Regions from separate parts of the Homo sapiens genome. Here region 2 is linked to region 1. The links are chromatin contacts, found by Hi-C or POLR2A ChIA-PET in ENCODE. All regions are on one chromosome and are shown on one strand. The core of a region is the stretch at or near the end of the contact, and the rest is flanking DNA. Distances in the headings are between cores, read along the strand shown. Region 1 has its middle 35 kb from the start of MPEG1. Region 2 has its middle 72 kb from the start of MPEG1.

Region 1 (3,452 bases), core at 319-2,818:
TGGCTTCCCAGAAGAGGGCCTACCCCCGCCATCACTCCAAGCAGGATCAAAGAATCAGAGTCTCTTCAAAGAACAGACAGCAAGCACTATGGGTGGAAGGCCACAGATGCCCTACAGATGTGGTTGGGCAACTATTTTCTAGGTTTTACCAGGTTGGTTTATAAGTCTATCTGAAGACTGAGAACAGATTTCGGAGAACATCTTCTCCTATTTATTCTGGTTACAGCAAAATAAATAAATGAATGTTTATGTTACTTTCAATGAGCTAAAATAGTTATTTACAAAGACAGACAAGACCTGCTTTAAGCAAAAGTATAAAATTCTACAACTTTGTCCTCTGTGCCACCACCTCCCTCTTTAAGCCTCTCTCATCCTGATTCTGGGTTCTTTGTTCTTTCCATTACCACTTGCCTGCATTCTCATGCAGCTATCTTTTCCTGTGACTGTAGGCACTAGTTAAATTCTGGCCCTACCAATGACTGGCTGTGATCCAGTGAGCAGCCAAGGCAGAAAACCACTGCCTCAGAGTATCCCTCTCTGAAAAGCACTGAAGCCTTTGCAGCAGTCTTGAAACCTGTTCGAGTTTCCTCAATCTTGAGGATTCCTTCGTTTGACATTGCCAGCTGTTGTACCTACTCTTCCATTTTCTTCTCTCCTTCCACTGCTAAACTGGCATAACTTCCGTCAGTACCTGGCCTTGTTCAAATCCCCTCTGAGCTCCATTCCGGATATCCCTATCTGAGACCAATGAGTTCCACCCCTACCATTCTGTTGAAATTGCTCTGGGAAGACCACACCTCCCTTCCTTCTTGCCAAATCAATGGCCTTCTGTTTATATTTTCTCTCTTTGAGTTCCATGCCATGTTCATTAAGCATCACTGAGCAGTGACAGATTTGAGGATCAGGATAAGGAATTTGGATGTCATCAGGCCATCAGTGAACAAAAAAACTAATGAACGCTCTTGAGCAAAAAATGACATGATTGGATCTGTGCTTTAAGGAGGTCCATTTGCAGGTTAAGGAGGAAGAATTGAATTTGAGAGAGTCTGAAGGCGAATTATGAACAATCAGTTTAAAATTGCCTGAGTCCCCCCACAAAAAAATTCTTGGAGTTGGAGATGACATGAAAAGAGGGTTCTATTGATTCTACCGATAATGTTTCAAGTAGTATTAAAGAACAATCCATTCTGAAGGTGGGAGCAAGGGAGGCAGGAATTGTAAAGCACCATAGTCTTCTAGTTTACTATCCTCACACCCTTCAGTATGCAATAAGATATATAAAAAAAAAAAAGAGGATTCTTTAGGTTTAGGGTTTTTTTTTCCCTAAAAAAAGATTTAATTACAAACTACTGAATTGGCCATAGTAATCATTTCTCCAATATCTAGCCTCAGAGAGAGACCCCAAGAATGTAGGCATGATGCCCAGAGCTGGGAACTCGAGGAGGGAGTATAATTTGTTTAGCTTCACAGTAGGAGACTCTGGCCCTGGCAGAGGAGAAGCTGATGGGGTTTTGGGTGGAGAAGGGAAATTGTAACATTTTTCTCATCTGGATGCAAGTTGAAGAGCTGCCAACATCAACAGGGTGTGGCCACCATCTTTCACAAATCCTTGAAAGAAGCTGTGGTGTGCTGTGGGTTTACACAATGCCCACTTCCTTCTGTTTCTTGTATGTCCTCCCCAAGACACACAAATAGACTTCAAGTATTTTCAAGATGGATATTTGATAAATCAAAAACAAAACACGTACATGAGGGAAATCTGGCCTTAGTCAAACAGCAAGAGGTTATTTTTCTTTTAAACTCCCTGCCCACTGATCTTTTGAAAGATAAGTGTTATCAGGTGATTTTTTAAAAAAATTGCCATCCATTTCTCAGGTCCTTATAGGGGCAGTGGTGTATGGAGGAATGAGGATATTATGAAATAAAGTGTTACAAGAGGCCCTATGCACACAATAAAAAATGTTAGTACATGTCAATCTCCTTTCTTCTTTCTTTTTGTTTCACAGAATCAGAATCTCAGGATTTTAAGGAACCCATAAGGTTAACTAATTCAGATTGTCTTTTAAATCTTAAATCCTGTCACTGTCAAGTGTACCATCTTCTGCTTACACACGTCCAGTGATGAGAAATTTAAAGCTTTCTGGGCTATCCATTCTACTTTTGAACTATACTATTGTTTTCCTAAAATTCTCTCTCTCTCTCTCTCTGTCTATCTTTGTCAGAAGGGTTCTGTAAAATATCTAGTGCTTTACAAAGGTAACTGCTATTGTCTGAAATTGTCACATATTTTGGAGCCAAAAACCAGTCTCAGATTGCATTGACTCCAGGGATATATTATTGGAACCACACCAGGAACTAGGAATAACATGGAAGCTGAGCCAATGGAAATCAACTGTACCCAAACAAAGCTGGCATTTTCTTTATCCCTGAGCACAGGTAGCTACCCAAGATGCCCAGAGGTGCTCTCTGGGACATGCTGTACCCCACAACCTAAACAGAACCAGTGGTAACTGGGAGAGAACTGGCGTCTCTTTCAACCCCCACCAAGTCCTTCTCTTGGAGTTGGTAGCCAATTTAACATAGCTGCATCCAAATACTTTTTATCTCTTTGTCCAAAACATGTACTATGGGTGCTGGCAGAGATGGGTTTCATTCTTTTTCCAAGCATCTGATCTTAGCCATCTAACTGAAATGTAGAGCGTAAGGAGCTGTAAATGAGTCTGCCCCTTTTCTTTCCTTGGAATCATTACTGCTGAATCATAGAGTCACAGAATGGGAGAGTGAGAAACACTCATGAAGGTGGGGAAGTTGGAGCAGGCAAGATGCTGGGACCTTCTCTCCTACTCCTCTGACTTTGACCAGAAAGCTGGACTTTATCTATTTAATATTCTGAAATTCTGCAGAAAAAAATTTGTTTTTGCATTTCTTCTATTTACAAACGGAAGTAAGGAATAAAGGAATGTGGACTAGAAAATACTGATCTAACCTAATACTTTTATTGTCCATACAAGAGATGAGGAGATTAAGATTCAGAGAAGGAAATAATTTTTCCAACAGTCACATTACAAAGAAGCAGGAGAAATAGAACTTGAACAAGCATTTTTTTTTTCATTTAACTTTCAGGCTAGTTTTTTTTTTTTATTCTAGAGTCATGGGTATATGCAAGTGTGTATCTGCAATTTTTGAAAAACCATCTAGTTTACTTGGGGTCTTCTTTAGCTACCTTTGAGACTCTAGGTTTTAGAATAAGGTAAAGCAGAAAGAGCTTCTCTTGAAGATATAAAATATAGATGCTACTTTTTATATCTGGTACCAATAAATGGTACAGATCTTTACTTCATGTCTTTTTGCTTTAGTTTTATTACCTATGATGGGAAAGGCTAGGCTTGCTGGTTTCTAGCTCTGATATTACATTATTTTAGTGTTTTAGATCTATCCCAGAATTTTCTGGA
Region 2 (3,452 bases), core at 418-2,917, 37 kb before region 1:
AAAACAGAGTAGGTAACACCAATTATGGACCCTACTTTTTTTCCCCACAGAAAGGGAGCTGACACGATCAAATCCATGTTTTCAAATGAACTGAAAAAGGCATCCAGCACCATTTGTAACACATTTATTTCAGTTCCAGGCTGAGAGCCCTGGGGCAGTTAGCAGGACACATGATTGTCAGCTGGCAACAGTTGGGGCTTTACTCAATTTTAATACCAATCTCATCTGATTGTAATTACTCCACCACTGTCATGTTCCTCCACAAAATGTTTTTTAAAGGATACATTTATTCACTGAATCAAATATCATTACTGATTTATCTTCTATGAAGGATGACTGTTCTCTTTGTTAATGTTCACAATCAAGATCTTGGGCTGAAAAGATCATCCAAGGAGTCTGAAGTATCACAGCGTGTGGGAAGGTGGGAACCAGGATACCCATTCATTTCCAACTGAGATACAGAGAAGTGAGTCACAGAATTTGAGCCCTGCTCTCCTGACTGCCCAGCCAAGGACACTGATTTCTATAGCCCCTTTACTTAACTCTGCCTCTTAAGCATTAAAACGTTCTTCTAAACCTCTGAGTGTTTTGTGGGTTCTGAGTGTTTTGTACGTTTTAGCCAAGTTAACCACTTGTCTGCAAATACTGACTTTCCTATGAATTCTTTGAAGATTATTGAGTCAGAAAGGAAAAATACAGCCCCAAATTCCCAGACTTTTAATGCATTAACTGCCTATTGAAATGAGAAGTTCTTCACAAACTTATATTCCCACTAACAAGATCGCACATAAATATGCATTAAAGTATGTACTAAGAAACCCTCTGTCCAACGGCTCATGCATATGAAGTCCGAACATGGGAGTTTGCCAGTTGCATTCATCAAGTCGTTTTGCGGAGTCAGATCCCTGATGGAAGAGCTCACAGGCTCTGCCTTCCAAGTCCTGGGTCCCTAACTGGTAACCTTAGGCTAGGGTCTGTGGGGAGACCAACCCTGGCTTCCAAGAAAACCACATTCCATGGACTATCAGAAATAGACACAGATTTGGGTGACAAAGGAGGCTCTGCATTTACATTTTATTTTTGTGTTCTTGTCAGTTTTGAGATGATTAACATTAAACATTTATTTGAGAAACAACAGGCAGAAGCAACAATTCAAACATACTTCATATTGTAGTCAGGCGAAGGAACCTTTAAAAATGAACATTCACAATTTTAACGATGGTTTTTCTCCCACATGTTCACTTACTTATTTTCCCAGCCATATTGTCTGTTCCGTTAGGTGAAGAGTCTAACCAGGTCAAATGTGTGGGTGAGAACAATGTGGAAGATATATTTTTTAAGTGGGTGCTGAAGGGACTTTTCCCGCATCCAGTGGTAGGGCTTGTGGTTGCCCTCAGGAAGACAACCCAAATCCCTCACAGAATAGGTGCACTAATCTACAAAAGGCGGAAGGTTAACAACAGCAACAATTTTGTGGTTGTTCATTTGCCATTTATTGTTCTGCACAGACACCTCATGAACACCAGGTGGCGATGTCCTCTCTCAGAGCAACACCAAAGACTTCAAAACACTCCAGTTACAAACCGAACAATTCACATTAGGACATTCACCTGCCTCTCCCAGAACCCCCAATCTAATGCCGGGGACCACAGAGAAGGAAAGGGGTCAGGGGTTCTTTCTTGTACCACATGCGCATTCCCCCAATTCTCTCATGCATACAATAGTGCATCACCAAGACGAGTACTTTTGACCAAGTATAAAACCACACAGACAACCAAATTTAACAAAAAGCGGAAGAGAATGAAAACACAAAGGCACCCACAGCCACGTATACACAATTAACCTTTTAGGGGATGGGCACCTGACGAGGTTTGTCTCCACTTACATTTGCCATCCCTGGAGACTCTGGAAGGGAGAAACTAGGCTGCTGGTGCTAAGACCATGAAAGGGAAGGCATGGAATCCCCTACTTGGGCCAGGAGAGCACAGCAGGGCTTCTGGTGGGAAAACACCCTGTGTCAAGGTAGTAGATGCACAGGGCTCAGCTGGCAGGGTTCTCACTGAAATCTAGACTGCACCTTTCCAGGTTGGCACAAGAGAAAGGGCAGAGGAATGCTCCCCGCCTTGCTGGGCGTAGTGTTAGAAAGGAAATTCAAGATCCCTACTGCCCAGAAAGCCACACAAGAACAGCACGAGGAGGAGGAAATCTCACTGGACATCTGCAGAGAGGACAAGAAATGGGGCACCCACACAATCAAAACCCCAGGGGAAAAGGCTTGAAGGTATGAAAACGACCTCTCCAAGTGGTATTGCCACAGGCACAGCGGCTCCCTTTCCATCTTGAGTCCTCTTCCTTCTGCTCCTGGCCACCCCTTTCCCCACCTATACTTTCTTCTCCCTGACGTGGGGAAATTGATCTCTCCCCAGTGCCTAATTCCATTGTGAAAGTCCGTCTTCTTTTCTTCCCCACCTCCTACTGCCTCACTGTGTCTTTCTCCCCAAGAACCCTCAGCCTATTTCTTCACCCCTCTGTGGCCATCTTTCTGTGGCCTAGAAGTCCAGCAGATACTTGACCAGGTTGCTAAAGGCAGAGATGGCATGAGACTCTCCAAATTATATCTGGTAACCTGGCAATGGGCATCGGTGTGACATTAAATATCGCAGGGATGGCTCTTTTATTTAACTCAGGTGTTTCCTTGCTGAGTGTGGGAGGAAATTGCCCTGTGGTTCAGTAAGCTCGAGACCATTATCACTCTGGAGGTACTTAGGCAGTCCAAAGCAAATAATTATCTCATTGATTAGTACTTTTATTACCTCAGAGGCTTTCTCTGTCTGGCATGGGAATACTTCTACCCACTTACTGAAGGTATCCACCCATACGAAGAGATGCTGGATGTCCCTTATCCTTGGAATATGGGTGAAATCCATCTGCCAGTCTTTCCTTGGAATAGAATAGCATCCTATTCTTTGTGTTCTGGGGGAAGAATCTGTTAGTTGGAGTTATTTTTAAGGCAAGCCTCATAAACATTAAGTATCTGTTTGATCGTTTTAAATAAATTTTTACCTATTGCCATCCTCTGATTGTCACCATCCTGAGAGCTGAAAGCTCTTTCCCTGAGAGGTGGTCCATTATGTCTCCACAGGAGAATATTGAGGGTTTTTCTTTTATGGAGCCCTTCCAGATCAGGGGGACCTCAAGTGGATCAGAAATACGGGGCACTCTTGCTGCCAATTTAGCTTGGTCTGCCAACTTACTTCGCTCAGCTATTTTATCTGTCCCCTTTTGGTGGCCTTTACAATGTATTACTGCCACTTCCCATGGAAAGAAGATTGAGAATAGTAGCCTGTCAATTTCCTGATGGTGTTTAATGGGAGACCCATTGGCTGTGAGGAAGCATCTCTCTTTACAGATAGTGCTAAGGGCATGGAGAACTAAGAAAGCATACTTAGTAT

What was found. A loop is a pair of places that touch in the nucleus more often than their neighbours do. ChIA-PET counts read pairs that join two places held with the same protein, here RNA polymerase II (POLR2A).
Region 2: a loop to region 1 is called in a map of CD14-positive monocyte, with 2.4 times the contacts of the local background. The contact joins two enhancer-like sites. A Hi-C loop is called at or near these places in 2 of 168 maps with a recorded cell type or tissue (CD14-positive monocyte and posterior vena cava). POLR2A ChIA-PET finds 5 or more read pairs at or near these places in 3 of 52 experiments (B cell, CD4-positive, alpha-beta memory T cell and endothelial cell of umbilical vein).

The regions. Positions count from the first base shown.
Region 1 is chr11:59,246,158-59,249,609 of GRCh38, reverse strand. No RefSeq gene overlaps it. Among named protein-coding and RNA genes, the nearest start is that of MPEG1, 35 kb to the right of the region's middle. Within about 2 kb of position 1,568, at least 5 of the 41 ENCODE cell types and tissues checked have a DNase peak (open chromatin) inside an H3K27ac peak, as active enhancers do; they include CD14-positive monocyte, where a contact is called at or near this core.
Region 2 is chr11:59,282,791-59,286,242 of GRCh38, reverse strand. No RefSeq gene overlaps it. Among named protein-coding and RNA genes, the nearest start is that of MPEG1, 72 kb to the right of the region's middle. Within about 2 kb of position 1,667, at least 5 of the 41 ENCODE cell types and tissues checked have a DNase peak (open chromatin) inside an H3K27ac peak, as active enhancers do; they include CD14-positive monocyte, where a contact is called at or near this core.